Regions from separate parts of the Homo sapiens genome. Here all the other regions are linked to region 1. The links are chromatin loops, found by intact Hi-C in ENCODE. Cell type or tissue: PC-3. All regions are shown on one strand. Links, peaks and the distances in the headings refer to the core of each region. The heading gives the core; the rest is flanking DNA. Region 1 overlaps ZMYND11 (zinc finger MYND-type containing 11). Region 2 overlaps ZMYND11 (zinc finger MYND-type containing 11). Region 3 overlaps DIP2C (disco interacting protein 2 homolog C).

Region 1 (10,294 bases), core at 968-8,967:
TTTTACAAAGTTTTTTAAAGAGTGGCTAACCAATGCTGCTGACTAAACAAATTTAATAACTAGAGTTCAATGTTTGTTTAAAGTTTTATCTCTCAACAGTGCCTGTGGCCAAATACTGTGCTAATAAATTGCTTGAGTGAGTTCTTCATATCCTCCTTCATGTGGCTGTGTCACTCATTTTAAATTCAGTTAAGTTCTTCTGTTAGTTTTCAAACAGAGAATTCTCAAGTTATATCAATTTGTCTCCCCCCGCCCCCACCAGAAAAAAAGATTATAAACCCAGGGCTCAGGAAATTTCATTGCACTTTATATTCCATATCTATGCCATGGACACTCTGTCTTGGCCATGCGTCAGTCACCTGAGGAATAAACAAATGAACAAGCAAATACGAATCACAGGCCCTGCCACCAGAAGTCACAACCCAGATGCTCAGCGAGTGAAGCCCAGCCACGTTGTATAAAAGTTTAGTCCATATCTCTGATGCGAGGCCAGGGTTGAGAAGAACTGCTCTGTAATTGGCGTAAACGGAGCAGCTGTGGGCACAGGCCACAAAGCGGCATAAGGAGAGGGCACTGACTGCGTTGCCAGAGAACCTAGGTGAGAAGTGGGGTCAGGAAGGTGCAGTGCAGACATGAGGTAAATGAAATTCAGTTTAGTTTCTCACTAATAAAATGTGTTTCCACTTGTTATTTAGATATTTTATGTGTTTATAAACAGTGTACGTACGTATAATCAATTCACTTAAGCCCTAGCTAAAAGTTCTCAGTTATGTGAGAAATATTTGTCCTTTCCTCTACTGTATTTAGTGTACTGAAGTGACTTCCTATGCTTACAGTTCTTTCAGGAAGAATTATACCATTGGGCAGAGAATCATTATCTAGTGACCTGAAAAAGTTAAAGCATCTATTAAAATAGTGGCCACACCCACTCATTTCCTCTGCAGTATGAACTGATGATGTTCGCGTGCCTGGAGTTTTGCCTTTGCTTCCTTTAGGCTGTTGTAATATCAGGGACTTTGACTAAGGAAATAGGCACACTTGTCCTTGTTTCCTAGCTGTTTAGAAATAACATGCGTAGAATCCTATTTTTTCTTCATGTGAAGTTAGACTTTTTTGGTGCAATAAATTGAGGAACCTAATTAGCTTGCAGGCTAGACTAAGAGTTGGAGTTATTACTGAGTAGATCCATGGTGCTCAGAAATGGAGATGTTAGTATGCAGCTGCGCTGTGCAAAGTGAGTGACACAGATTTTTAAAATTACCTTTTAAACGAAGAATAATGTTGTATTGAAATTCACCATTCATTATTGCTAATTTAAGATGTTCCCTCAAAGGACTTAGGCCATTGATATTGTTTGTAAAATAAGCGATTATCCCTTATGTCTATTATTTGTTTATCTAAAAATTAAGTTTTAAAATACCAAGAAAAGAAAAAATATATAATCCTGTAAGGATATTATATCAGGTACAACATAATATTTTAAAGTTCTCACCTTGTTACATTAGATGCTGTTTTTTTTATGCAAATGTCAAAGATTTCTGTCAGATATGTTGGAAAAAGAGCACTTTTAGTAAACTCTTTGCATACTATCTAAGTGTTTCATATATGTCTTTTACATGAATATAGACATAAGAATGATCAGATTTTGTACCTTTTTTTATTCTTTTTTTTTCAATAGAGCATTAAGAAGAAGAATACAAACAAACAGGAGATGGGCACATACCTCAGATTCATTGTCTCCCGCATGAAGGAGAGGGTGAGTCCTGCTCAGGGAATCTTTCAAAATATCCCAAAACACATTTTACTATGGTTCATTCTTTCAAAGTTGAATGATCGAGAAGTAACAAATATGTACATAGCAATATGAAGTGTGGAGAGCACCCCGTCATGTCATATTTCTTTTTTGCAGTAAACAGTTCTATAACAGGCAGTTAGATTTTCTTGTTTTGTCTGTTTTGGACATAGACATTTTGACATAAGCTACATGAGATTAGAAACATTTACATTTTTGAATTTCATTCATCAGAATGAACATTTTCATTGATGATGACTCTTTAAAATGAAAGGCAATTTTTCAAAATAACTATTCTATCACAACTTTAAGGAATGTCATATTAAACTATATAGTAGTATATGTACATTTTTTCTGTTAAGTTTTAAAGTACTTCCTCTGAGATTTTGCTTTAAAGGTAGAAAATATTGGCCGGGCGCCGTGGCTCCCGCCTGTAATCCCAGCACTTTGGGAGGCCAAGGCAGGAGGATTGCTTGAGCCCAGGAGTTCAAGACCAGCCTGGGCAAGATGGCAAGACCCTGTCTCTACAAAAATAAAAAATAAAAAGGTAGAAAATATTTTGAGCTTTAGGAATTGATGTCTTACCTGCCTTCCTTTAACCACATTTAAATTGATGTACTAACACCCTCTTAGGCTATAGATCTTAATAAAAAGGGGAAGGACAATAAACACCCGATGTACAGGAGGCTGGTGCACTCAGCTGTGGACGTTCCCACCATTCAAGAGGTAAAGTCGGTTTCTTTTATTTCCACTTCAAGTACATTTTCTTAACTAACAAGTTAAAGAATAATGTAGCAGTTAAGCAGATTTTGGTTGCTCTTCTTTCCTTGAAAGTGTACTTTTTTCCACTTCCTAAAACAAAAGACAGGCATAACTACCAAATGAAGCATTATTAATTTGTAAATTTCATGTGCTTACTCTAATGCAAATTAGGTGTCATCTTTAAAAGGCCTGGTTTTAAAGATGAGCAGCTTGTAGCTTCTTGATCCTTGTTGATTTAAGAAAATGCCTTACAGCCTGGGCAATTTAGCATTTCAGATGTAAAGAATGTTTTCCAGGTTTAGCAGTGGTACCTGAGAGTTCCTCTCAGAAAAAAAAGTAAAGCATAGAACTGATCTGCCGTCTTGGGAAACAATAAAATGAACAAAAAAAATTATGATTAGAAAAGTTAATTATTCTTAAAGGTCTTAATTTTACCAACTATAGCTGAGGATTGTTAGTTTGTTCACGTCCAGTAACAAATTGCAACAACATCCAGTAGAACACGTAGACATATTTGCAGTCAGGGTTACTGAATTACTGATTTTGCACCTCATGTGTCATGTTGGAAATTTAAAATCTTAACGCTTGGTCATTATAGCCTATAGGGAGACCACAGGAATAATTTTAAATCATCTTACAAGTTTCTTTTCTTTTTTTTTTTGAGACGGAGTCTCACTCTGTCGCCCAGGCTGGAGTGCAGTGGTGTGATCTTGGCTCACTGCAAGCTCTGCCTCCCGGGTTCACGCCATTCTCCTGCCTCAGCCTCCCGAGTAGCTGGGACTACAGGCGCCCGACACCACGCCCACCTAATTTTTTGTATTTTTAGTAGAGACGGGGTTTCACCGTTTTAGCCAGGATGGTCTCGATCTCCTGACCTCGTGATCTGCCCGCCTCGGCCTCCCAAAGTGCTGGGATTACAGGCGTGAGCCACCGCGCCCGGCCACAAGTTTCTTTAGTACCCAAGAAAGACTGTGGCTGTATTATTTCAATATAAGATAAGGGTAAATGAAGGTTTTTCCCTTAAAGTAACTGGTAAATCCTGGAACAAAACCAAGTAGTTTTAATTTTACCTCCTACCCCCAGCCATAGCCCCTTCTAAACTGTAAGACCTCTACAGAATATGTAAGAACCCAGACGCCCCTTCTTCCCCACTGCCTTTACTCATGCAGGTTCCTTCCTGTTGAAATCCTCTAAGATTTGTCACAGACAGGGACACCTGAGATGTTATTTTAAAATTATTTATAAACCAATTCCTAGCCCCAATTCAGAACTATAAATATATCTTAGTAGTTATGGTAAACTGTCACAGAGGCTAACAGTTCTGTTTTCAATCTCGATCCTCCTGTGTTGTAAAGAATGACAGGTGTGTGCTTAGGGTCTCACCGCCCACACTGGCCCAAGCATTCGTGCACTACCAAGCTTAGCAGCAGCTTTCTACATTATTGTCAAATGAGATGTTCAAGCCATTAAAGTTCACTCTGATAAATTAATGTAGTGTCTTTGTGGCTGCGGGATATCTGACCTGCCATGCTTCATTATACTATATTATTAAAACCGCAGGTGGCGTTGTTGGCTTCTTTTACACACATTCTCTGTCAATACTGTGGGATGGCAGTAGTCATCCTGATGTCATCCTAGAAAAGACTGCTTGTCCTGTGAACTTAGTCCAGACAAGTATTTTTACTGGTAACTCTTTTCGTCATTCTGTTTTTTGCCCTCTGCAGAAAGTGAATGAAGGGAAATACCGAAGTTATGAAGAGTTCAAAGCTGATGCCCAATTGCTTCTCCACAATACCGTGATTTTCTATGGAGGTTGAATATTTTTGTTTTTTTTGTATGCATTTTTAAACACACCATTTACATTCCATGTTGAACACTATCTTTTATAAAACATTACTTTCAAAGAATTAATACCTTAATGATCTACAAGTTTAGAGTATAAGGTTAGGAATATCTGGTGATATAGATTATAGAATGGACTGGCCAAAAACAAAATCATAGTATACTAAATGATGAAAACACAATTACTCTTTACAGTTTTATATGTATTTGTTTTAGCTGAGAGGTTTTTAATAAGCACTATGATTAATTCTGATCATTTCCCCACTAGTACCACATCATCCAAAGGTAAGGTCATTCTCTATACCCTGAGAATTAGTGGTTGTATTGGATGGAAAACAAAAGCTGCCTGTGTAATTTTATTTTGCTATCGTTATTTTAAATGGACATTTTGGTTTGAAATGGTAGATGTCTACTTTTGCAAACTGAAAGAAAAGGATAGTAACTTTGAGTCTTGTATTTGCAGACTATTGCTTATAGGTAATATCTATTTTTAATTACAGCAGACAGTGAGCAAGCTGACATTGCGAGGATGCTATATAAAGACACATGTCATGAGGTACTATTCATTGCCCAATAGTTATACTCTTTCTATAACTGAAATTAATTTATTTCAGGATTCCACTCTTATCTACATTTTAGTTGTGCCATTTCCTTTAAATGTCTTTTATTGCCGGGCGTGGGGGCTCACGCCTGTAATCCCAGCACTTTGGGAGGCCAAGTTGGGCGGATCACGAGATCAAGAGATCGAGACCATCCTGGCCAACATGGTGAAACCCTGTCTCTACTAAAAATACAAAAATTAGCTGGGTGTGGTGGTGTACGCCTGTAGTCCCAGCTACTCGGGAGGCTGAGGCAGGAGAATCGCTTGAACGTGGAAGGTGGAGGTTGCAGTGAGCCAAGATTGCGCCACTGCACCCCAGCCTGGTGACAAAATGAGATTCTGTCTCAAAACAAAACAAAAAAAGGTCTTTTATTTTCATGTTTGACATACATGAGGCAAAGGTAAGGACTGCTGTGATTGGCAGCAGATATTGTTACCTTCCTGAGGAATATTCAGTCTGAAGTGCTAACCAGTGAGGTCCGGGCAGGGCCCAGTCAGACCAGCCTCAGCTTCTGTTCCAACTGTGGCCTGAGACCAGCGACATGGTTCTAAGAGGACAGTGACAGGGTCTTCCAGTACCATTTATTGAAAACTTTAAAATTTAGGCTTAAAAGATTAAGAAACAAAATTCAACACTATTTATATACGTGAATGTTAATTTACATGGATACATTTTATATAGTTTAATGTGTATGTATATTTTATGTAGGCTAAAGTAGTTTCTTTTCTTTTTCAGCTGGATGAACTGCAGCTTTGCAAGAATTGCTTTTACTTGTCAAATGCTCGTCCTGACAACTGGTTCTGTTATCCTTGTGTATGTGAAATTTTTACCTCAAGTGTGTAACATACAGCTCTAAGGAAGTTTATTTCCAGTTTGGTTAAAGATTATAATTTTCTTCCTAAATTTTTAAAATATCATAGTATATATGGGTTTAATGAGTATAAACAACTGAAAAAAAGTAACAGGGCTTGTTATCCATTTCTGATTTTAAAATGAGATACTGAATAAAAATAAATATTGGGTCCTTTTTCTTTTTGAGACAGGGTCTCACTCTGTCGCCCAGGCTTGAGTGCAGTGGTGTGATCTCAGCTCACCGTAGCCTTGACCTCCTCCAGGCTCAAGTGATTCTCCCACCTCAGCCTCCAGAGTAGCTGGGACCACAGGCACACGCCACCACACCTGGCTAATTTTTGTATTTTTTGTAGAGATGGGGTTTTACCATGTTGCTCAGGCTGGTCTCAAACTCCTGAGTTCAAGCAGTCCTCCCGCCTCGGCCTTCCAAAGTGCTGGGATTACAGGCATGAGCCACCACACCCAGCGTCTGGGTCCCTTAATAAAGTGAATTTTTGTTTCTCCTTTCATCCTTTCACAAGAGACCTAAGGCTTTGCCTTTGTCTGTAGCTGTATAATTTCCCCAAAATAATACAGCTTCAAACCGTGCACTGACAAAGGGAATTCTGAGCATTCTTGGCCGGCAGCCTTGGCTGCCTGAGAGAAGCCAGCCCTGTGAAGACAGTACTGTGCCAGCCTAAAATTTCCCCATTTCTAACAAATTCCCAGGGGTGCTGGAGCTGCTGGCTCCCCAGCTGCACTTGGCCAAGCGGGTGCTCTTGTTTGCCACCGTCATACATGTGGATGGCCTTGCTCCAGTCCCGACCTCTTCTGAGGAATAAGGTTCATGTTGGCACTCTGATGCAAATATAAAATCAGTCAATCCCAGAAAAAAAATCTCGTATGTGTTTAGGAGTTATGAAAGAAATATTTTAGAAATAATGGATTATATGTGACTAGTTTAATATTAATGGTACACTTGCATTTAATACTTTAAAAGTAATATAACAAGGTAAAACATTTAATTTCCAGATACCTAATCATGAGCTGGTTTGGGCTAAAATGAAAGGTTTTGGGTTTTGGCCAGCCAAAGTCATGCAGAAAGAAGACAATCAAGTCGACGTTCGCTTCTTTGGCCACCACCACCAGAGGTAATTTGTGATCCCATGTTCAGCGGTCACAGCTGTGCTTATGAAGTCCTTAAGAAAGTTTGATGATTTCTCCATCAGAGATGCATGAAGTTTATTTTAAATTGGAAAAAAAAAACACATTATGCATCCAAGAATACGTTCCAAGATAAATTGTTTCCAGATATTTTTCAGATATTGTGTACTAAACAGGAATTTTTAATAACTGACACTGTTGAACTTCAGAAGCACATTACGGTTAAGACTGAATTTATAGTACAGTGGGCAGAAGGGCCTCAGAATGTGTCCATTCCATAATATGGTAATGGAATTACCATTACCATATTCACAGTTACTCTAGTTGCTCCAGCCATCTTCAAGGCTCAGTTAAAGACATATAGACTAAAATCGTCAATCTTGTGATCTTACAATGTGTGTAAATACCTGAAGCGTGCGTGGAAATAAGCCATAATAGGAATAAAGAATTCACATGCAATTTATTTGGTTCATTTAACACAGATATTGAGATAAGGTGAAAAAGTGACAGAAACCAGCTACATGATCTAAAAGTCATACTTTGTAAGGATTTAAATGAACAGTCCATGAGGTGTCTCCTGTCATGCCAGGAGGTTATTAGTGCATAGAGAAGCTACACAATGAGGGACCTTACTCCTCCCTGTGGTAAATTTTTACTTAGTCTTCATTAATTTAATTTAAACAGAAGTGTAGTTATAAGAAACCTATAAATACTGTAAATTTCCCAGAAGGTAGTTCTGTTCTTTCATAGGTAGATACACACTTACCTGACACTGTCATGTCAAGAAACATTAAATAATGATCCAATAAAATAACTCAATACAAAATGAATGTTTTAATTACATTAAGTGGTAATTTTTAACATATGCTTAATACATCATACTCGGATGGTTTCAGTTTCTTATCAGAATAGGCAAGGAAATAATGTATTTTTGGTAGGTTAGGGTAAGTCTTTATGTGAGATTGTGTTCTTGCTTCACTGTCTTCTACCCTAATCTTGATACATTAGTCAGTTTCTCTGAGCCTTAGCAAAATAAAGGCCTCATAAGAGTTTTTGTAAGGTTTAAAGAAATGTTGCTACAGAGAGACCTGAGCATAGTACCTAGCACATAGTGAGTACTCAATAAATGTCAGCTTTTATAATACAACAGATATTCAAGGAATAACGGGGGAAAGTTTGCTTCAATGTTTTTCACATTAAATAAAACACAGTTAACTTAGAAAAAACAAGAATTCAGTTATTTTTATAGCCATACTAATAGGTAAGAATAATCTGATAATTAGAACTTTTTATCTATATATTTTTCTTTTTCATCAACTTGCAAGTAGCTTTATACTGTCTTCAACCATGAGTGATATTAATAATGAGTTAACTTGTTAGATGTCATTCAGTATACTATGCAGAAAATATTTTTAAAGAATATTTGGGTTAGGCCAGGCACGGTGGCTCACGCCTGTAATCCCTGCACTTTGGGAGGCCGAGGCGGCTGGATCATGAGGTCAGGAGATCGAGACCATCCTGGATAACACAGTGAAACCCCGTCTCTACTAAAAATATGAAAAATTAGCCATGCGTGGTGGTGTGTGCCTGTAGTCCCACCTACTTGGGAGGCTGAGGCAGGAGAATGGCGTGAACCCGGGAGGTAGAGCTTGCAGTGAGCAGAGACTGTGCCACTTCACTCCAGCCTGGGCGACACAGTGAGACTCCGTCTCAAAAAAATAATAATAATAATGGTGCTAATCTGCAGCAGTCCTAGAGTAGTCTGTCACCTGAAGAGAGAATTAGGAAACATCAGATTACATTTTCAGAGGTATTTTTTTTCCGTCAAGCTTCTTAGGTCCTGGAAGATTTTATGTAAATAGTTCTAGACAGATGGGACTCTTGAGGACTTTATTTTAGAAAATAAGAGAGGTTGACAAACTCACTGTGTAAAATCATTTTCCTTTTTCCTGGATACAATGTGAACAATTTGAAGTGAAGGACTGGTTAGGATATACTTTATAGTCTTCCATATTAGAATGTTTATTTTAAAAAATTTGATACAATTATAATCATGAATTTTTAATTATTTAAGCAACTTATGCTCAAAAGGTTCTGGTTGATCAGGAGCCACTGGTTGCAAGTTTTGGCTAATTATTCTTCTGCTAGTCCATCATATCATTACATGTAAATGGGAGGAAAAAAAATGAATGGTTTTGTACCATTCCCTCCTAGACACGCAAATAGAATATGCTGCTCGTCGGAGACAATGAGCACGTTGTAAATCTCCAGCAAAAGAGTCGAGTATGATTGTGTTTACATGTGAGAGCTGCTTTAGTGAGCTTTTTGTAGGATTTGCAAGATTTCGCCTGCCAAAGAAAAGTAGCTGATAAGACCTGTCTTAAGGAGGCTAGATCTTTCTGCTGCGAGAGTGGCTGGTGGATGGCATGGCCCAGGCCAGGAAACCAGGTACAGACAAAAAAGAGGTAGAGCACTTCGGGCTCACTGACATCAGATCACAGAACCATTTTATTCTGCAAATGTAGTTAGAGCATTGGCAGACATAGAGCCAGATTAGACTATTCCTCTTGTTATTAGACTTACCTTAAATTGCGGGTGTTTGCTTTTTTATTTTTTGTAGATCAGAGAGCATACCCCGTGATAATCAGATTTCAGTTTAAAAAATTATCTACAGTACTGGAGTTGATTAAAGGAGAATAGAAGTACATTTAAAGAACAGATGTGAATCCACTTTATTTAAGATAAATAAGGAAAATACTCTTACAGATACAAGTTCATTCCAGGTAGTCAGCACTGCTTGTAACAGAATTCTCTCTCAAAAGCAAACTACTTTGAAAAAGTGAACAAACCACTTTTATTGAATTCCTACTACATAATAGGAAATCAGTAAATATCTGTTGATTGGAAGAGTAAATATATTCAAAATCTAATGGCAAGAAACTATTCCACAAGCATGATTTCATGTGTACTCTGCATTAGAGTTTAGTTTTTCAAAGTTCAGTTTACTTTGATATGGTTTTTAACAAAGTACTTATGCCAGATGAGACATAGTTGATATAATATTAACAATATATTCATAAATAATGTTATGGAAGTTCAACTCTAACAATTTTAGCTGTTGTTAGCATCTAATGATATAGATTATTGTATATTTAAAGTGTGCTTCTAGATTATAAAGCTTGGCTTGTACAAGGAAGTGGAAATGGTTATTTATGGCTGAGGCACATGTGGCCATGATTCCCTAAGAGATTCCTTCCAACAGTCATAGGCCCAGGATTTCTGGAGCGCTATAATTACAGGC
Region 2 (10,294 bases), core at 988-8,987, 62 kb before region 1:
GACATCCACTTTCAGAAAAAAAAAAAAAGAAGAATCATCTAGGCAAAGACCTTACATCCCTCACAAAAATTAACTGAAAATGGATCAGAGACCTAAATGTAAAATACAAAACTGTAAAACTCTTAGGCAATAGCATAGGAGGAAACCTAGATTACCTTTTGTGTGGTGATAATATTTTAGGTACAACAGCAAAGGCATGATCCATGAAGGAGAGAATTGATAAGCTGGACTTCGTTAAAATTTAATACTTTTGTTCTGTCAAAGATAATGTCAAGAAAAATTTAATACTTTTGTTCTGTCAAAGATAATGTCAAGAAATTGTGATGACAGGCTACAGACTGGGAGAAAATATTTGCAAAAGACACATCTGATAAAGGACCATCAAGCAAAACATACAAAGAACGTCTAACATTAAATAATAAGAAAATGAAGAACATGTTCTAGAAATGGACAGAAGGGCAAAGGTGGGAGGATCACTTGAGGCCCAGAATTGGAGACCAACCTGGGTAACATAGCATAATCCTGCCTCTCCAAAACATTAACAAATAAAACATGAGCAGGGCATGGTGGTGCATGCCTGTAGTCCTAGCTACTCTAGAGTCTAAGGAGGATCGCTTGAGCCCAGGAATTTGAGGTTATAGTTAGCTTTGACTGCACTTCAGACTGGGTGACAGAGTGAGACCCTGTTTCAAAAATACTAAAAAAAAAATTTTTTTAAGGGCAAAAGACCTGGCTGGACACCTCACCAAAGAAATACAGATGACACATAAACATATGAAAATACATTCAATATCATATATCATTAGGGAATTAAAAATTAAAACATCAATGAGGTATTACCACATACTTATAAGAATGGCTCAGATCCAAAACACTGACAATACCAAATGTTGATGAGGATGTGGAACAATAGAAGCGCTCAGTCATTGCTGGTGGAAGTGCAAAATGGTCCGGTCACTTGGGAAGACAGTTTGGCAGGTTGTTATACAACTGAACATTTTCTAACCGTACGAACCAGCAGCTACACTCCTTGGTATTTACCCTTATGAATTGAAAACTTATGTGCACATAAAAACATGCACATGGATGTTTATAGCAGCTTTGTTTTGATTGCCAAAACTTAGAAGCAACCTTTCCTCGAGTAGGTGAATGGATGAACTGTGTTATATGCAGCCAGTGGAATGTTATTCAGTACTAAAAAGTAACAGTCTATCATGCCATAAAAAGCTATGGAGGAAACTTAATGCATATTACTAAGTGAAGGAGGCCAACCTGAAAAGGCCACATACTGTATGATTCCAACTGTGTGACATCTTGGAAAAGGCAAAACTGTGGAGACAGTAGTAAAAAGACCAGTGGTTGCCAAGGGTTAGGGAAGGAAGGGATGAATAGGTGGAGCACAGACAATTTTTAATTCAGTGGAACTATTCTGTATGGGCACTACCGTGGCACATGCTTGTCATTCATACATTGGTCAAAACCCATGTGCACTACAGTGGCACGTGCTTGTCATTCATACATTAGTCAAAACCCATGGGCATTACAGTGGCACATGCTTGTCATTCATACATTGGTCAAAACCCATGAGTACTACAGTGGCACGTGCTTGTCATTCATACATTAGTCAAAACCCATGGGCATTACAGTGGCACGTGCTTGTCATTCATACATTGGTCAAAACCCATGAGTACTACAGTGGCACATGCTTGTCATTCATACATTGGTCAAAACCCAAGGGCACTACAGTGGCACATGCTTGTCATTCATACATTGGTCAAAACTCACGGGCACTACAGTGGCACATGCTTGTCATTCATACATTGGTCAGAACCCATGGGCACTACAGTGGCACATGCTTGTCATTCATACATTGGTCAGAACCCATGGGCACTACAGTGGCACATGCTTGTCATTCATACATTGGTCAGAACCCATGGGCACTACAGTGGCACATGCTTGTCATTCATACGTTGGTCAGAACCCATGGGCACTACAGTGGCACATGCTTGTCATTCATACGTTGGTCAGAACCCATGGAATGTACAACACCAAGAGTGAACCCTAATGTATACTGTGGACCTTGGGTCATAATGATATGTCAGTGTAGGTTTGTTGATTTTTAACAAATGTATTGCTCTGGTGTGGGATGTTGATAATAGGGGAGGCTGTGCATGTGCATTTGTGGGGCCAGGGAGTATGTGGGAGCTCTGTATTTTCCACTCAATTTTGCTGTGAACTTAAAATTGCTCTAAAAAATAAAGTTTACTAATCATAATTTTAAAAAAGTAATTCTCCCCAGCACTTTGCGAGGCCTAGGTGGGCGGATCACCTGAGGTCAGGAGTTCAAGACCAGCCTGGCCAACATGGCGAAACCCCATCTCTACTAAAAATACAAAAATTACCCAGCTGTGGTGGCGCACGCCTGTAATCCTAGCTACAACGGGAGGCTGATGCAGGAGAATCACTTGAACCTGGGAGGTGGAGGTTGCAGTGAGCCGAAATCACACCATTGCACTCCAGCCTGGGTGACAAGAGCGAAACTCCGCCTCAAAAAATAAAAAACAAAAATAAAAAACTACAAAATATAATTGCGTATTTTTCTGATTTGAGTGTAGAAGGACTTCTGATCACAAAAGCAATGATAAAGGAATACATAGCTAGATTTCAGTAAAATTGTATTTAGTGTTTATTAAGAGGCAAAGAGAAAAGCATTGTATGGATAAACCTAATATAAAAATTAATATATAAATGGGAAAATGGTATGAATAGACAATGAAAAATAATTTAAAAGTGCTAATACACTTTGGGGAAAAGTAATAATATTTGATGCAAATATTTGAAAACATTTTATGCAGTATACTGATAAAAAACCTGAACCTACCACCAGAAGTAAAAATCGAACCTATTTGGTGTTTTGAATTTTCACACTGTGCTCCTCCATCTCTCTTCCCTGCACCCTCAACTGTTCTTGTTAACTATTGTGTTTATCGTTTCCTTAAAGCAGTTTTCACAAATATGTATATATCACCAAGCAACTTCTTGTTTAATTTTGCTTATTCTTAAGTTTTTTTCTGACGTGTTTTCTCCTTTATTCTCCCTTTTGCCCTCACCCCAGTTTGTGTAGAAGTAGTGTGGATATAAAGTGACACTTCTGTAGACTGAGGAGATTGCAGTACATCTGGATTTGTTGGGATAGAGAATATCAGTATCACCTAGGGGCTTATTAAAGTTACTCAGAAGTTTTTGCTACTTTTTATTTTTTTTTTTAACTACAGGCTTCTTGAGAATCATGGTCTACTTTTACCAAAAGGAGCCTGTAATATTCCTCAAATGTGTTGGAGCAGAACAAAGATTGAAGACTGTATTAATGATCTCTACAAAGAGTCTTCTGTTCTTTCTTTTTGATGTCTCAATCTTTGATAAAACATAAATGAAGGTTCACTCTGGGCTCTTGTTATTTACATAACAGCTGAAAAAAAGTGAATTTAATAATTTTATATTGAAGGTTTAGTATGTTCAAAATTGCTAGGCACCTTGAAAAACATGAGTTATAAAAATGAATAAGACGTATCTTAGTTGAATTAAAACAATTCTTTTGAGGAATTTTGTACAAAATACTTTTGTACAAAAGCAATACATTTGTAAGAGATGTATAAACAAATTGATATTAGAATACAGAGGACAATTGAGTTTTATTTGGTTTGATTCCAGGAGAAAAGCCTGGTCAGGGAAAATTGCATTAAAGTAGATCCTAGAAAGGATAGGGAAATTTTTAATAATTGGTAAGGGGCAGGGGAGAACATTCCAGGGAGAGAGAACTGCATAAACAAAGAGATGGAGGTGTGAAGTTTGGGAGCATAATTGGGAACTGTGAGCAGTAATGCAATGTGCACTCAGATAAGGATGGACTGTAAGATTTGGTTTGGCCATATCAACAAGGACCTTAAGTAATCAGCTCTCTGTACCCAGGATTCTAAGACTTTCTTTTTATTGATGAACACTCAAATTGCTGTTCTTTTCTTATATCTAGTCACATCACTAGTCATGTACTGGATGAGAGAAGGATTTTTGTCCGTTTTGCTTATTGCTATATCCCTAGAGCATAGAAGAGCACCTGGTGTGTAACACGCATATATGAATTATATGTTAAATGAGTGAATGAATTTAGATTTCATAAGAAAGGATAATTTATGGTTGCACTTTAAAGAGATCTTGCCTCCATGGGTCAAGTTGTTTTTGGTACCTTTGTAATATGCCTCAAACTTCATTGTATTTCTCTCACTTGGATTTGTCTTTCCCTGGCATTTTTTGCAATGTTCTACGTGGGCTCTTATAACTAATGATCATCCTCCTTATAGTGTACCTGTATTACAAGGTATGTTTATTTTCTGTGACTTGATTCAGGTAGTTCTCAAAATCTTTGATTTTTAACTTCACACCTGTTTTTCTGAGATGTAGCATTGCTTCATTCTTTAATCTTGATTTTAATCATTTCTGGGAATCTGTGACATCACTTTTAGAGTTTCTGCTACTTAGTCCCCACTACATTCTTCTGGTTATGTTATATAAATAGTTACATTTACTATTTATTATGGTATTATTTTAAAATGTTAGCTTTGCTGTTAAATTTAACATTTTACATTTTACAGCTTTGCTGTATTTTTTATAGTTCTGAGCAAATTATTCATATTCTTACATATCATGAATTGTGAAAAAAAATTTACAAGTTGACTTGTTACCTATACCTATATGTATTATTCTTCAGTGTTTGCTCTAGAAATTATAATATGCATCCTTAATTTACAATAGCCTCCCTTGAATTAATATACTACTACTTGCGTAAAATATAGGAAATTTATAATAATATATTTCTGCTTACTCCCACTTCCCTTCCTTTGTGCTTTGGTTGTTATATATTTTATTTCTACGTGTGTTATAAGCCTAATGACATCTATCAATTATTTTTATCTTTGCTTTAAACTGCCAATTATCTTTTAAAGAAATTAAGAAAGGGAAAAATTGGCTTTTACATTTTCCTACATATTTACCATTTTGCAGAGTTCCTCATCTCTTTCTGCTGAAATTTTACCTCAGCGAGAAGTAGTGTCTCCCTTGTCTGAATTTTTATAGCACATATTGTGGACCATTTATATGTCATATATGACCTTACAGTTAGTTCCATGTATATGTCAAATTTCCTCTGCCAGTTTTAGATTATTTTCTTGGCAAGGGTCGCCGTTTATACAGTTTTAACTACTTCATTGTGTCTAGCACAGTGCCTTAGATAAAGTGGACACCTGTATATATTTTTAACTATGTAAGAATGAGTGAAACTTTGTTCATTTATCTGAGTATTTATATAATCTCACAGGATTGAGTTGTATTATTACAGTTCACCATTAGATGTCACTTTCTGACATATGTTAAATCCTTACCAATGAATTCCTTCCATTAAGGCATATTGGATTCTGAAAGTTGGTGCTCCAACACAAGTGCACTTAAACAGATAAATTTTTGTACATTTAAAAGTGATTACTGTCTAAAATGGAAGTGTTCCTAAGTTATAATTTTTATATTTTCATTATGTATAAATTTATACAGAACTAACTGATTTTCCTAAAGTTTTCTTTAGAACTTGAATACTGGTATTGTTTTTGAATTATTTGCTCTGTGGAGCAGCTTGGAACTATTAGAAGTAATAGTGTGAGAATATTCAGGAATACCTTTAAACATGTTCAAAATGTATTCTGATGGTGGTGTAATTCTGAAAGACATCTTATTTTAGGAGCCTGACTGACCCAGTTTTCTCAGGTTTTGATAGCAACTATATAGTTTATTTGTGTTTGCCTGAGAAAGGAGGGGAACTGAGTAGGCTGTGAAGAAACACAGAGGTAGAGAAAAAGGAGATTCCTGTGGCTGTCTTGGCCAGTCATGGAACACAGCAAAGTGCTTCCCTCCCTCATTCTCTAAACTTAAAAGATAGGAAAGGGCAGGTCAAGGAGATTTCAGCAATCTCAGAAGGCTTAATGTTCACTGTATATTTAAGAACCTAGATTTTAAACTCAGCATGATAACATGTATGATCTAGAGAGATGTTTCAGTGCGTCCCCAATGCTAGGATTCATGACAAACGCTTACCAGATTCCTACAAGCACGTCTCTCCATGCTGAGTTAAGAGAATCCTCTCTGTGATACCACTGCTCTCCGGACATCCAGGGTTTAACCTCTTTTCTTTCCCCATCTTGCCAGGAGACAGCAGGAAAATTATTGGGAGGTGGGAGGTGTGGTGGCAGTTTTCTTCAATTCATCTGGAATACTAAAATTTGAGTAAAATAACAATGCTGTTTCCTAATAGTGTAATAAATACCCCCAAAACTTACACCTAATCCAAGAATGTTACCATTCTTCATAATTTGTGACCTTCTAGTGTTCTGTCCCTCAACCTTTCACATCTCATTCCAGGAGTAACTTTCTTATATTTAATGTTCATGGTTTGATTTAAAATAATATTGTTTTCATATATCTATGTATGTATATAAAATTTGATTTTTAAGCCATGATTATAATAAACTAAAGTGCCAATTAGAATATTTAAATTCCATTTTGTATTGATCAAATTACAAACAACGCGATGTCAACAAATGAAGTTTTATCTTGGAGTATTTCTGTGTTTTAGAATAAACTTAAATGCATTTTCTGAAAGTATATTGGTATGAAGTGACCACTTATCCTTCCTGGGATAACCTTTTTAACTTTTTGGCTTTTAGAATGTCATTCTTCATGATGTAATGAAATGAATGATACTTTATATGAAGTAACTGGTGATGTGGATGGTAGAAAAAAATAGAAAGTGGGCAATACTACATACTAAGTATAATCAATAGTTGAGAGGTCCTGATAATGTTACTCACTTATACTGATAATTCATTTTGTAATCTGTTTTTTTCCCTTATGTTTTTGTTTATTACTGCAGCTAAAGAAGTAAACAGGTCATGGCACGTTTAACAAAAAGACGACAGGCGGATACAAAAGCTATCCAGCATCTTTGGGCAGCCATTGAGATTATACGGAACCAGAAGCAGATTGCCAACATTGACCGTATTACAAAGTAAGTAAATTTAAACACAAATATCTCTGTAAAATGTCGTAGAAGACTTTGGGGGAAAGGCCAAAAAAAATTTTATCTGTTATGCTAATCAACATATATTACAAAGAACTGAAGACACTTTTTGCTTTGCAGGAGTATTATTAGAAAAACAAACACAGAAACATACACAAACAACTTGTGTTTAGAAGTTTCATAGAAAAATTAGATAAGGAAAATATCACTATATACTATTTATAATAGTTTTTTAGTTAACCAAATTTTTAACTCTATTTATTGATTTATTTATTTTGAGACGGAGTCTCATTCTGTTGCCCAGGCTGGAGTGTGGTGACCCGATCTCAGCTCATGGCAACCTCCGCTTCCCGGGTTCAAGTGATTCTCCAGCCTCAGCCTCCCAAGTAGCTGGGATTACAGGCACCCGCCACCACGCCCAGCTAATTTTTTGTATTTTTAGTAGAGAGAGGGTTTCACCATGTTGGCCAGGCTGATCTCAAACTCCTGACCTCGTGATTCGCCCGCCTTGGCGTCCCAAAGTGCTGGGATTTACAGGCGTGAGCCACTGCACCTGGCCAGAGATTCTTTTATTAAAAACACCTTTAGTGAATCACTTTTATGTAGCGAAGCTATCTAAAAACAGTCTACTGTTTATTACTAATTTTAACATAGGATAGGCATGGTATGTGTAGTAAGAAACATCTTACTACTTTATAGCCCACTAACAGAATTTTTAACAATTTCCTTCTGTATTTTAGAAATCATGTTAAATAAACATTCAGTTTTAAAGAAGAAAATTGTCCACCCCCATCCCCTAGTTTCTCATGCTATTTATATGGGTAGACAGATTCAGGATACCAAAAAAAAAAATCAAAGTACCTTATGAAGCTTCTATTTACATGTTGTATGCTAATTATAAGGGAGTCTTCAATTAGGAACTTGGTTTTGTTTTGTTTCTCTGGGTATTCTTAAAGATATAAAGCTAAATTTATCTTTTTTAAGTGTTTGGAATTTTAAAAATAATTTAGAGAAAATTTCTTGATACTTTTCACATTCTTTAGATGCTATGGGTAGAAATGGAGAATGGGAGTAATTTACAAAACTCACTTAAATAAATGCTTTTTTTGGCCTTTATTAATAAGTAATATATTGAGTTCCATGTATTTTTGTCCTTTCCCTGTATGCTGGTGAAGAAGATTACAAAGGCTACTTAACGATGGGCTCAGTGGCTCACGCCTGTAATCCCAGCACTTCAGCAGGCCAAGGCTGGTGGATCGCCTGAGCTCAGGAGTTTGAGACCAGCCTGGCCAACATGGTGAAACCCTGTCTCTGCCAAAGATACAAAAATTAGCCTGGTGTGGTGGTGCACACCTGTGGTCCCAACCACTCAGGAGGCTGAGGTGGGAGAATCACTTGAGCCTGGGAGGCAGAGGTTGCAGTGAGCCGAGGAAAGGCCACTGCACTCCAACCTGGGTAACAGTGAGACCCCTGTCTCACAACAAACCAACAAAGAAACCCAAAGGCTACTTAAGAGGGAAGAAAAAAGGAGATAGAGAAGGGGTGAGGATATATGTGGCTCCAATTCTGTACTCGCCTTTGTGGTATTTTAAAGCTATGTACAACTCCTTGCTCCTATAAGATAGTAGAAGAAAAAAAAGATAATACTATGTGAACAATAAGAATAAAATAAATAGTACATTATTTTAATTATTATGCTTTTAAATAAAGCACATAATTTGGGGTATGATAACTACATGCAAATGATGTTGATGTAAAACATTTTAAAAAAACTCAGAGTACAAAACAGTATTTTCTTATGGTTGAGATTTTTAAAAAACCATCCTTTACATAAAAATTGCTTAGAGAAGAATGTTTAAATAAAATAAGGTTTTCTTTGGATTCAGCTTTTTAAATTAAAATCATGTAAACATGACAGCCGTTTCAGTTTTTCAGATGACCTTTGTTCATCTGTAGCATGTTTCTCTAGAAGCTTTAGGGACATTTCTCTAAGCAGCTATCAGAATCTCCCAGTGTGAATGTTGCTGTTAGATTGTGACCACCTTCTAATCTGGGAGTAAGATAATTAACTCCCACAGTAATGGGTGGCAGATACCTGTTGGATTATTACAACACGTGTGTGTACATGTATACACATGTTAAACTGTAGTAAAAGACATGGAGATTAACAGGATTGCCTGCATCTCATTTTGCATTATGTATTATTGATAAGCATTCTTTTCTCTCCTTTCTTCATCAGCATAGCCTTAACTGATGCCAAGGCTTATTTTTCTTCATGTTGTAAGGTCCATAGTTTTACAATTAAATATGAATAAATTTATTTACCTACCAGATAGTCTTGGTTTTTATTAGTCTCATCTAAAGATGAAAAAGAAAAAGAAAGAATCAGAGGTTAAGTGCTTAAGACTGGGTCCCAAGTGTTTCCTCTTCCTCATCTCATCTGAGAGGTATGCCATGTTTATTTTTATTATGTAGCTCACATCAGAGCATCCTGTACTTCCTTCATAACATTAATCACATTTGTCATTGTTTCCCTGCTAGACAGCTCCAAGAAAGAACTGTCTAGAAAATTGCCTAACCCGGCCAGTGCCTTTGCTTCTTGGCTAATATTAATTTCCTTGTTTATTAAACTTGCCTAAGGTAAGTTAGGAAGTAGCATTGCATTATGGCAGGAAGTCAGATCTTTTGCTCTAAAGCCTAATACTCCTATTCTGTACTCTCGGTAGGTAAATACTTTTCAAGCCTTAGATTCATTTTCAATCAAGTCGCTCTGCTTAGTCAAGTCCGAACATAAAGATAATCTTTTAAACTTTGCAGATATCTTAAGGTACTGAAGGCTGTAGTAGGGTTACTGTCAAGAATGCATGTTAGTCATTAAGTTTCATTTCTTATTTTGACTGATGAGTGACGCCATTATAAAAAAAGCTACACGGTTTTTGTCAAGCATTAAAAGTTGTGGGCTTTGGGGTGACTGGCTCTTAGCCTGGTACACCCTAAACACTCTAGTTTACTTCTGTATAATGGTTTAGTTGTGCTTGCTTTTGTTCTTTTAATCTCTAGGTTTCTCTTCTTTTTTGTTGTTGGTTTTTTTTTTTTTTTGGAACTGATTGAAGAAACCTGGCCATTGGTTGTGATTTTTCCATAGTCCGGCTTTTGCTGATTGCATCCCTGTAG
Region 3 (10,294 bases), core at 963-8,962, 89 kb after region 1:
TATTTATAAGCTAAAGTGTATTTTCTGATTTTGTTTTCTAAAATATTCTTTTATAAAGAAAAATAAATTCAATGTATAGAAAATTCAGAAACATTTCAGGCTTTCCTTATTAGGACTCATGAGCAGTGTGGTCCGTACATTTAATGTACCAGGCATGTCCTGTGTGCTGGGCTCTATGGAGAGCCAGGGAGCGAGAGGTGGTTTCTGCCGCTGGATCCTGGGCTTCTCCACTCTGCTTGTTTCTATCACCATCAGGTTTTTTTAATTTTGCAGATTCTAGAAAATGAGTGTTTCCAAAGACCAGCTCTGCCTGTAGCCTCTGCACTTACGGCTGCCTTCGCTGGACTCTCGCCCGCACGACTCCGCCCTTTCACTGTGCTCTGCTGAAGCGTTCCTGACTGCCCTCCCCCAGAACGCCTCCCCGTGTTCGTGGCACTCTATCCTCTCACTGCTCGCTTTTACTAAAATGAGTCACTTCCTGAAAAAATTATCTACATGCCTACCGTCCAACTCACTGACTGTGAGAAATGTTTGATGATGGCACAAACTTTGTCATAAGTTTCTTTGTAGTAAAATTTGACATAGGCTGACATGAGCCCCTTCAAGTCTGGGGCCCCCACCCTTCCTTGCTGCAGGAACACTGGCACATGTGATACTGAGCTGTGGCATCATGCATGGCATCTGTGCCACATCACCTCTCACAAAGCCAGAAACCTAATTCCGAAGCACACCTGCCCTCAAAGATTCTGGGAAGGGGAGGTGAGCTCGCATTGCTTTGTACATAAATTTAATTTCTCTCTGCTGGTAGACACTTGGATACTTCCAACTATTTTCCAATACTATGCAGACAAGGAAATGCTGACCGAAAGGAGTTAGGGATAGGTCAAGTAGAAAACTGAACATGGACAAAAATGCTTAAAGATGCTGCCAAGATTGCAAAATAACGCCATGACCCATGATTAGAATACTGAATTTTGATTTAGCGGTCATATTGACAGAATTGTCTTCTGCACAAGAACATATTGCCATTTCCTATTAAGAATACAGAACCGTGCTCAACACTCCCACGGCGCACATTCATTCAATATCCACCACGTGTCAGGCCCCGCCCTGGTGCCGAGGTAAGGACGGTGGCACGCTTCAGAAGCCTTGTGGAAAACACCAGCACGCCAACTCTGTTCTTCATTCTGTCCCTTTCCTGCGCTGTTTTTCTTTCATCTCCATGTTTTGGTTCTTTTTTCACGTATTTTATCTTCTCCTACTGAGCGTACTCCTTCCTTGTAAACCATCTTAAAACATTTTGGGGCTGGGCGTGGTGGCTCATGCCTGTAATCCCAGCACTTTAGGAGGCAAAGGAAGGCGGATCATGAGGTCAGGAGATCAAAACCATGCTGGCTAACACGGTGAAACCCCATCTCTACTAAAAATACAAAAAATTAGCTGCGCTTGGTGGCGAGCACCTGTAGTCCCAGATGCTGGGGAAGCTGAGGCAGGAGAATGGCGTGAACCCAGCAGGTGGAGCTTGCAGTGAGCCCAGATCACGGCAATGCACTCCAGCCTGGGCAACAGAGTGATACTCCATCTCAAAAACAAACAAACAAAAAAAAAACATTTTGGATCCAGGTGGATGGAAATAAATGAAAAAGTAAAGAGGAAAATAAATGTATGTACTCTACAAGAGGCCAATTTTACACCACACGCTGAACTCTGTCACCTGCTGGAGGGCACGATGCGACGGGTTACTCTCTGCTCTCTCCCTTCAGCGCCACCTTGACATTTTAAGAGACAAAGCCAGAAGCAGCAGCCTCGCCATGGCCAGTGCCATCTCTCACAAATCACTGATTTCCTCTTGCCCGGGGGTCCCTGTCACTGGTGGATGGAGACAAGTGAGACATCACACTATTGCTGAACTTAAGAAGCAGACTTCTGCATTTCCTATTTCTCCTAATGGGATAGATGGCGATAAACATTTATGAGGAACAGAAAAAGGTGAATAGGCAGAGAAAACTTCAATATTTTAAGAACTAGTTTGGTGAGATAAATCTAATTCTTCAGATGACCTCTTAGAAAAGGGTATTATTTTAATCATAGGACAAGGTTTAACTGACTCTTGAGAGAAATTTGGTAATTTATAATTTCTTAAAGATGGAGCTATTATAATAATTAAAAGAGAAGCAAGACAGAAGCAAGGAACACCACGTTTATGAAAATTAAAAAAAAGGCCGGGTGCAGTGGCTCACGTCTGTAATCCCAGCACTTTGGGAGGCCAGGGCAGACAGATTGTTAAGCTGAGGAGTTCAAGACCAGCCTGGGCGACATGGTGAAACCCCGTCTCCACAAAAAATTTAAAAATTAGCCAGGCGTGGTGGTGTGCACCTGTAGTCCCAGCCACGTGGGAGGCTGAGGTGGGAGGGTTGCTTGAGCCTGGGAGCGGGGGGCAGGGGGTTGAGGCTGCAGTGAGCCATGACGCCACTGCACTCCAGCCTGGGTGACAGAGTGATACCCTGTCTCAAAAAAGTAAAAGAAAAATCAAGAAAAGCTTTTTGCAGCTACTTTTTCTGAAGTGATCTCGGGAAGAGAGGAGGTTCCCTCCTCTGACCTAGTGGCTAACTCCAAGCACCTAGACAGGCGTGAAAAGGGCAGAGGGAGCCTTCGGAGGCTCACCCAGCAGCAACCTTAAGCAATCACTCTGGGATCACAAGTAGGATAGGGGGTGGGGAGAGGGAGGTGGAGGGATGCACACCAACCGTTTGCCTCACCAGCACCTGCTGAGAGGGAAGCCCTTATTCTTCCAGGAAGGAAATCCGCAGCTCTGCCTGCAGCTTGTCAGCCACTGTTAATGCAAGGCTGTCTTGCTAGAGCTGCTTCACTTACGCCTGTTTCCCAGAAGTGCGGCTTTGCGGTTTCTAAAATGCCATTGCAGCAGCAAATCCCAGAACCTGCTCAATGTCATTAAGTTCTTCCTACAGCGATCGTCTACACGCGTGGGACTAAGTACTTCGAGGGACTGGTTTCTTCATCTGTCTAGTATCTAATCTTTAAAAAGTCGAACAGCAGAGGTCTGGACAAACTGCTACCCCTGTCACAAAAGTTAAAATGTTCCAGGACAGAGTAAGTCCTATGAATGCTTGTTATGAATAATGGATACGAACGTAGACTGTAGTTTAAAGAAACAGAGATCTGCACCAACCGCATGCGTGTGACTGAAAGATCTCTTCTGGATGTAGCTAAGCATCAGCCGAGGGAGACGAGTGGAGCCAGTCTGTGCTGTACCCACCCCGGGAGCCACACTTCCCACTCAGCACTGTGATGTCGCCGAATCTCACCTGCAAGCAAATCGCCAGGTTCACCCTGCAACCGAACGAGGTGCTGACGGCCCGCGGGTGAAGGCCCAGGTCCTTAAACAGCTTTGAGAACGACTGTGTGAGTGCGATCCGAGGCCTCTCTTCCGCCACAACCACGCAGGTCCTCACTCGGGACAAGTCCAGCCCTCGCGCCTGGAGATGATGACAGAGAAACCGAGTCAGCCCCCACGTGTCGAGCTTGGAGTGAGCCAGAGACTCCTTCCCACAGATCCCCACGTAAACATTGGAAAACTCAACACAGCTATGCATTTCCAGGGCCACCTGTGTCCACTTCTTCAATATAACAAACCAGGAGTTGGTGAAAAAACATTCACACAACTATTCAAATGATTAAGAATGGAATTACAAACACGTCTCAAACAACCACCTGGAGCCACAGCAAGAACTGTTATGAGGAAAAAGGTTGAGGAAAAGCAACTTCCTGGCTGAGACGATGAAAGGCCGTTCGGGAAAAGAGAGCCATCTGATACATTCTTCTGGGCATGGATGTACCAGAACACACACTGGAGAGGAACGGGAAAAATCTACATGTAAAAGAGATGGGATCTTGCTATGCTGCCCAGGCTGGAGTTGAACTCCTCGGCTCAAGTGACCCTCCCACCTTGTGGTCTCCCAAGTAGCTGGGACTGCAGACATGTACCACCACACCCAGCCTGAAAACCTACATTTTAATATATAGGAATATAAAACTAAAATTTTTGGATGACTTCATAGACAGTGCTCCATTTATGTCCCATTACGCCAAGAATTTCTTCTCATTCTCAAGCGTGTCTGTTTCCACAGTAAGCAAAAGATTAACAACATCTCAGTTTCCACACCAAATTCAGTCAGCCGAGCACAACAGAAAAAGTCATACAGGAATTCAAGGAGTTAAGCTCAGCTCACTCTGTGGCACTACCTGGGCCGAGCAGAGGGAAAGTAAGGGAGCGACAGGAATGGCTTGTGAATGTGAAGGCGAGCCGTGAATGTCTGCGTCTTGGAGTGGAACCCAGAGCTGCTAAGGGGGCGGCCACCAAAACCCCAACCGTCAGGCCCTGCGAACCCTTTCAAGGCAGCCTCGGCACACGGACAACCGACAAGGGTCCTGAGCAAGGAGGACGCACAGCTCGAGCTGGCTTTGACATTCGTGCTCAGTGTACAGACACGACTGTACACACAGAGTTAAACAGGAAAAACTCAAGTCTGGGTGACACAAATTACATATTCACACGCGCGCACGTCTGAGAGGTAAAGCAGCATGCAGCTGCAACAGCAGGTCTGAAGCCAAAGATTCTAAATTTGGCTCCAGGTTCGTTCAGCCTAAGAACCTGGAAAGGTTGCTTAATTTCTCTATGACATAAGTTTCCTCAGCTTTAAAATGGAGACAATAAGGGCTCCTATTTCAGAGAGCTATTGTAAGGATGAAATGAATACGTAAATTGCATACTGACCCTCAACTATGTCATGATTTTATTCTGGTTATTTATATATGTGCCAACAGGAAGGTCATGAAAATGTACTCACTTTCTAATACAATATAGATGAACATGAATAGTGCTAACTTTTTCCTATATAAAAACTTAAAATGATTGCACAATTACTTATGTTACATAAAGTTATCTTGCATTTTGCTTTCCTGTCCAAGCTTTATGCATTAGGAAAACAATGCAGGACAGATAAATGTACTGTTCCGTTATTGATCTCTGTGTAGATGACAGAAACACAAACACAATCCATGTATATACAAAGACATACACACATCCAAAGAGTACAAAGTCAGTTGAAATTTTATCAAAACTGGTCAGATGATTATTCCCTCCTAGTTACTTGGAGCTAAGGACTACTTAATTTACCATGAAGATATACGTATCAAAATGTCCTTGGTTTAAATGGAGGGAAATACTATTATTCTTACATAATAGCAATTATTAAAAAATGAAACACAACACTGTTAACTGAACTGTAAAATGAATTGAGCTTAGGGTCCAGACCCAGAAATCAGGGTCTCCAGGGAAAATAAAAGTGAGCGGCTAAATTCAAACCTACCTTCTTAAACACCAGTATCAAATAAAGTTAACATCACCTAAGATCTTCTGAACACTGAACACTTCAGAACACTGAATCCACCCAACAAAAAATCAAATTTAGGATCTTTCAAGTAGACCCAGTGGAATGACAGGCATTGAAAATATTTTACATTCTGGTTCGTTACTGTCTGTGGTCGTGGGGAAATATTCACGTTAAAAAGATTTTCATATAAAGGCAGTTTGTAAGCTTCAGGTGACGTTAGATTAAACCCAGGCTTTGTTTTGGAGGACTGTTTTAACTTCACCCCATCACAGATGTGCCTTCTTAGAAAGGAGTCCCTGTGGGCTCACAGGGCACTGAGCTGCCAAGGGAGCTGCTTACCTTGAGGGACTCTGTTTGCGAGCCCAGCCCCTTGGTGCACAGCTCCATCACGGAGTAGGAGCAAAACGTGTCTCGGACTTTGTACTGACTCACGGCAAGAAGCCACAAGGCGGGGTTGGTTTCCAGCTCAGAGGGCGGGATCAGGATGGACTGGTGCCCAGAATACACACTGCAGAGAAAGAAGAGGCTGTCAGGGCGGGAGCTCAGCAAGGCTGGAGCTCAGCAAGGCTGGAGGGCTCAGGGCAGCACTGACTCCAAGGAAAAGGAGGACTTGGAACAGCCCGTGCTGCCATCTGTAGAAGGGCACAGTAAAGCCAACGCTGCAAACTGCAACCATGTTCACGAAAGCCTTCTGAAAAGCAAATACGTACTACAGAATCATGGGGCAGTTCCTACCACTTTGAACACACATTTAAGACTACTAAACGCTGTGATGCTGTGATGTCTCTCAGACCTGCGACATCAGCAAACTGGATCCTCTTTCTTAGTAGAAAACACAGGGATCAAATTTCGGTTTAAAAAAAAAAAGTCCAGCTTCAGAACAGGAGCTGGCAAACCACAGACACTTCCTGTTTTTGTAAATAAAGTTTTATTGGAACAGGGCCACCACCACTCATTTGTTTAAATATTGTCTCCAGTGGCTTTGAGCTGAGTGGTCAGAGACCACAGAACCTAAAATATTTACCAAACAGCAATTTAATAAAGAGCAGGCCTATACCTGGTTTAGAAAACTGACAGCCAGGGTGAAAAAAAGACAATTATGGTAATTAAAGTTAGTCACTCAATCTTTTTAAGATCAGATTTTTACTAAAAAGGATCCCAACGAATTACCAAACAGAAGAAATAGAGAAAAATAACGATTCTTTAATTTTACCTTCATACTAGAGAACAGATTTAGAGAAATGAAAAAGTGATAGATTACATATTTTATCAATTGATGGGGTAAGTGTGGATTTAACAACTTGTCAAAACTACATTTTTAATGGTTTTAATTTTGTTTACTACTATGAATTCACAATAGATACCATACATTAAAATAAAATATCCTAGATAAATCACGTTCTAAGATTTACAATTTAATTAACGGGAACGTTCTGTTGCCCAGGCTAGAGTAGGGTGGTGTAATCATAGCTACCTGTCACCTCAAACTCCTGGGCTCCAGCAATTCTCCTGCCTCTCCTGAGTCAGTAGGACCACAGGTGTGCACCACCATGCTTGTTTTTTTTTTTTTTCAGTGGTAGGGTCTATGTTGCCTAGGCTCATCTTGAACTTCGGGGCTCAAGCAATCCTCTCTTGTTCCTGCTGTGGCCATGTAAGATGTGCCTGGCCTCCCAAAGTGTTGGGATTACAGGCATGAGCCACCATGCCCAACCTACACAATTTTTTTTTTTTTTTTTTGAGACAGGGTCTCACTCTGTCACCCAGACTGGAGTGCAGTGGTGTGATCTGGGTTCATTATAACCTCTGCCTTTCAAGCTGAGGCCATCCTCCCACCTCAGTCCCTGAGTAGCTGGGACTACAGATGCACAACACTATGCCTGGCTAATTTTTTTTTTTTTTTTTTTTGTAGATACGGTTTCGTATTGTTGCCCAGGCTGGTCTCAAACTCCTGGCTTCAAGTACTCCTCCTATCTTAGCCTCCCAAAGTGCTAGGATTATAGGCATGAGCTGCCATAAGAGGCCTACGCAAAATTTTATCAGTGAAACAGCACTATGATTAACGAGTTAGGCCTTGTTAACTACTATGCTATAATACTAAAGCCAGTTCTTTAATGTAGCCAATCTCATCTAAAAATTTTCATAATTGTTTATAAGAGAATCCAACTAAAGAAATGTAAGGAAGTTAGGTTGGCTAACAAAATTTATTTCAAACGGGACCCTTAGTATGAAAAACTACTCTTCGGCAAATGTGACAAAGGCGTTTTTGGGCAATTTTCCATTTCTTTCCTCATTCTTATTCCAAAGCTTGATTTATTCTTTTCAAAAGGACACATAGCCCTCTGTGTCTGTGGGTTCCTCACCCCTGGCTTCAACCATGAATCAAAGATATTCATGAAAAAATCTGCATCTATACCTAACTTGTAGATTTTCTTATCATTAGTGACTAAACAACATAGTACAACTATTCACACAGCATTTACATTGTGTTAGGTATTACAAGTAATCCAGAAATTATTTAAAACATGAGAGAGGAAGTGCATAGGTGATGTGCTCGTATGATGCCATTTTATATCAGGGACTTGAGCATCCTCGCTCTTTGCTTTCTGCAGTGGTCCCGGAACCTATCTCCTCCGTGGACACCGAGGGACGACTTTCTAGCAAATAGTGACCTTTCCAAGGGTTTAATACTTTGAGAACAGGGTTAGGCACATAAGGGGTGAATATCAGGCCTCGAATTTTTACTCTGCTGTAAACTGGCCATTTCATCTTAGTTTTAAAAATTTTACTGTGGTAAAACATATGTAACATAACATTTACCATATTAACCACTTCTTTTCTTTTTTTCTGAGACAGAGTCTTACTTTGTCACCCAGGCTAGAGTGCAGTGGTGTGATCACAGCTCACTGTAGCCCTGACCTCATGGGCTCAAGTGATCCTCCCACTTCCCAAGTATCTGGGACTAGAGGCACGTACCACCATGACTGGGACTAGAGACTAGAGGCACATACCACCATGACTGGCTAACTTAAAACTTTTTTTGTGGAGATGGGGTCTCACTATGTTGCCCAAGCTGGTCTTGAACGCCTAGGTTCAAGCAATCCTCCTGCCTCGGACACCCAAAGTCATTTTAACCATTTCTAAGTGTCCCTGGAAGTGGCTTCCTCAAAAATACACATCAGCATTAATGATTTGCTCTGTCAGAATTGTCAGCACACAACGGGCTTGGGAACCCAGTGTGAATTCCTGGCCAGAGAATTTCAAATATACTTGTGAAAACTAAATATAGTTTCACCTCCCTCCTCATCACCATAAATAAGAAATCAACATTAAGAAAACACAAATCTTGACAGCAGAAACAAATAGAAAACCCAACTCATGATTTCCTAATTGCCCTTACCTCACTCAATACAGCAAATTTTGATTAATTGCTGTATTAGCCAAAATTGATTTTTGGCACTGGCAATAAATTCTGCTATGGACAAGACAAACCTACTTAAGAGCAGGTTGCTTATTCTCAAGACATTATTCTCTGAGAATGTTGGGAACCTGAGCTGTTCTTCAGATCTTAACTTCAAAAAGAATAAAAATAGACATTTTGGTAAGTAATACACATTCGCACATTAGCAATTTGATGATTTCAGATTACTAACCTGACAAAATATACCAACAACTGAAAACTCTCCTAACTTGGGAATTCAACAAGACAGGTTCATCTCACCTGGGGGTCCTGGGTCATACCCTGTCTGCCAGCAGGCATGCCATCCAGCCCAGGGTCTCCCTACACACTTGAGTTACTGCAATGAAGCACTTTATTATTTTTTATTGTTGAGACAGAGTCTCACTCCGTCGCCCAGGTTGGAGTGCAGTGGTGCATTCTTGGCTCAATGCAACCTCTGCCTCCTGGGTTCAAGTGATTCTCCTGCCTCATGCTCCTGAGTAGCTGGGATGACAGGCGTGTGCCACCACGCCAGGCTAATTTTTGTATTTTTAGCAGAGACGAGGTTTCATCATGTTGGCCAGGCTGGTCTCAAACTCCTGACCTCAAGTGATCCACCCACCTCAGCCTCCCAAAGTGCTGGGATTACCTGCATGAGCCACCGCACCCGGCCTATTCTTTTTAAAACACCCGTCGGCTTTATTTAGGTATACTTTGCATACCCTAAGTTTCACTCATTTTAAGCACAGAATGGCTTTTAATAAAATTGAAGAGTTGTAAAATGGTCACTACTCTAGAACATTCCCATCACCTGAAAGGGATCCCGTGTCCATCTGCAGTCAGTCCCATTTCCAGCCCTAGCCCCAGTCATCATTCTACTTTGTTTACAAATTTGCCTTTTCTGGACACTGCCTACCACACAGCCACACTTCCCTCCCTCAGCAGGTGCTTCTGAGCTCATCCTGTGCAGAAGCACCCACCATGTGGACGTGGCAGGCGTCACCTGTTCAGTCACCTGCTAGCGGATACCTGGATTGTTTCCTTGTGTTGACCGAGGTTCCAGGGAACTTACACCAAGTCTCTGAGTGGATGTTCGCTTTCCTTTCTCCTAGGAGTGCAGCTGCTGAGTCAATGCAGCAAGTCTGCTTAATTAAGATCATGCCAAACAGTGGCTTCCCCATTTTACATTCCCACTATCAATGTATGAGAATTCGTTTTTCCACCTTCTTGGTTACTGTTGCTTTGCAGTGTAAGTTTTGAAGTCAGAAAACACGAGCTCTCCAACTTTATTTCCTGTGTTTTCGGTGACAGCATTCTAGTGGGTGTGAAGTGGTATCTCACTGTGGTTTTAATTTGCATTTCCCTAATTAACGCTAGGTATCTTTTCACGTCCTTATTGGCCATTTGTATGTCTTCTTCTGGTGAGATATCTATTCAGATCTCT

The links. A loop is a pair of places that touch in the nucleus more often than their neighbours do. Peaks named below come from ENCODE experiments on the same cell type or tissue, not always from the same donor. Only the 100,000 strongest peaks of a DNase experiment are listed, where the experiment ranks them.
Region 2: it touches region 1 in a loop (2.6-fold over the local background); 3 of 110 quality-filtered maps call a loop at or near these places.
Region 3: a loop joins it to region 1, with 6 times the contacts of the local background. A loop is called at or near these places in 2 of 110 quality-filtered maps.

What each region holds. Positions count from the first base shown.
Region 1 is chr10:235,160-245,453 of GRCh38, forward strand. ZMYND11 (zinc finger MYND-type containing 11) reads left to right here. Exons shown (of 15, transcript NM_001370100.5): 5 at 1,679-1,756; 6 at 2,426-2,518; 7 at 4,279-4,366; 8 at 4,897-4,952; 9 at 5,734-5,811; 10 at 6,862-6,980. LOC107984190 (a long non-coding RNA gene) reads right to left here. Exons shown (of 2, transcript XR_007062025.1): 2 at 7,435-10,294. Among named protein-coding and RNA genes, the nearest start is that of ZMYND11, 100 kb to the left of the region's middle. In PC-3, for the core only: a CTCF peak has its summit at 4,113; a DNase peak (open chromatin) is centred at 4,162; H3K27ac peaks cover 771 bases.
Region 2 is chr10:173,021-183,314 of GRCh38, forward strand. ZMYND11 (zinc finger MYND-type containing 11) reads left to right here. Exons shown (of 15, transcript NM_001370100.5): 2 at 6,974-7,108. The coding sequence starts at 6,993. Among named protein-coding and RNA genes, the nearest start is that of ZMYND11, 43 kb to the left of the region's middle. In PC-3, for the core only: a CTCF peak has its summit at 5,378; no DNase peak of the experiment used is centred there.
Region 3 is chr10:323,680-333,973 of GRCh38, forward strand. DIP2C (disco interacting protein 2 homolog C) reads right to left here. Exons shown (of 37, transcript NM_014974.3): 30 at 5,754-5,922; 31 at 3,327-3,497. Among named protein-coding and RNA genes, the nearest start is that of ZMYND11, 190 kb to the left of the region's middle. RefSeq lists an enhancer at 1-1,082. In PC-3, for the core only: no CTCF peak of the experiment used is centred there; a DNase peak (open chromatin) is centred at 5,872; H3K4me3 peaks cover 1,312 bases; H3K27ac peaks cover 1,950 bases.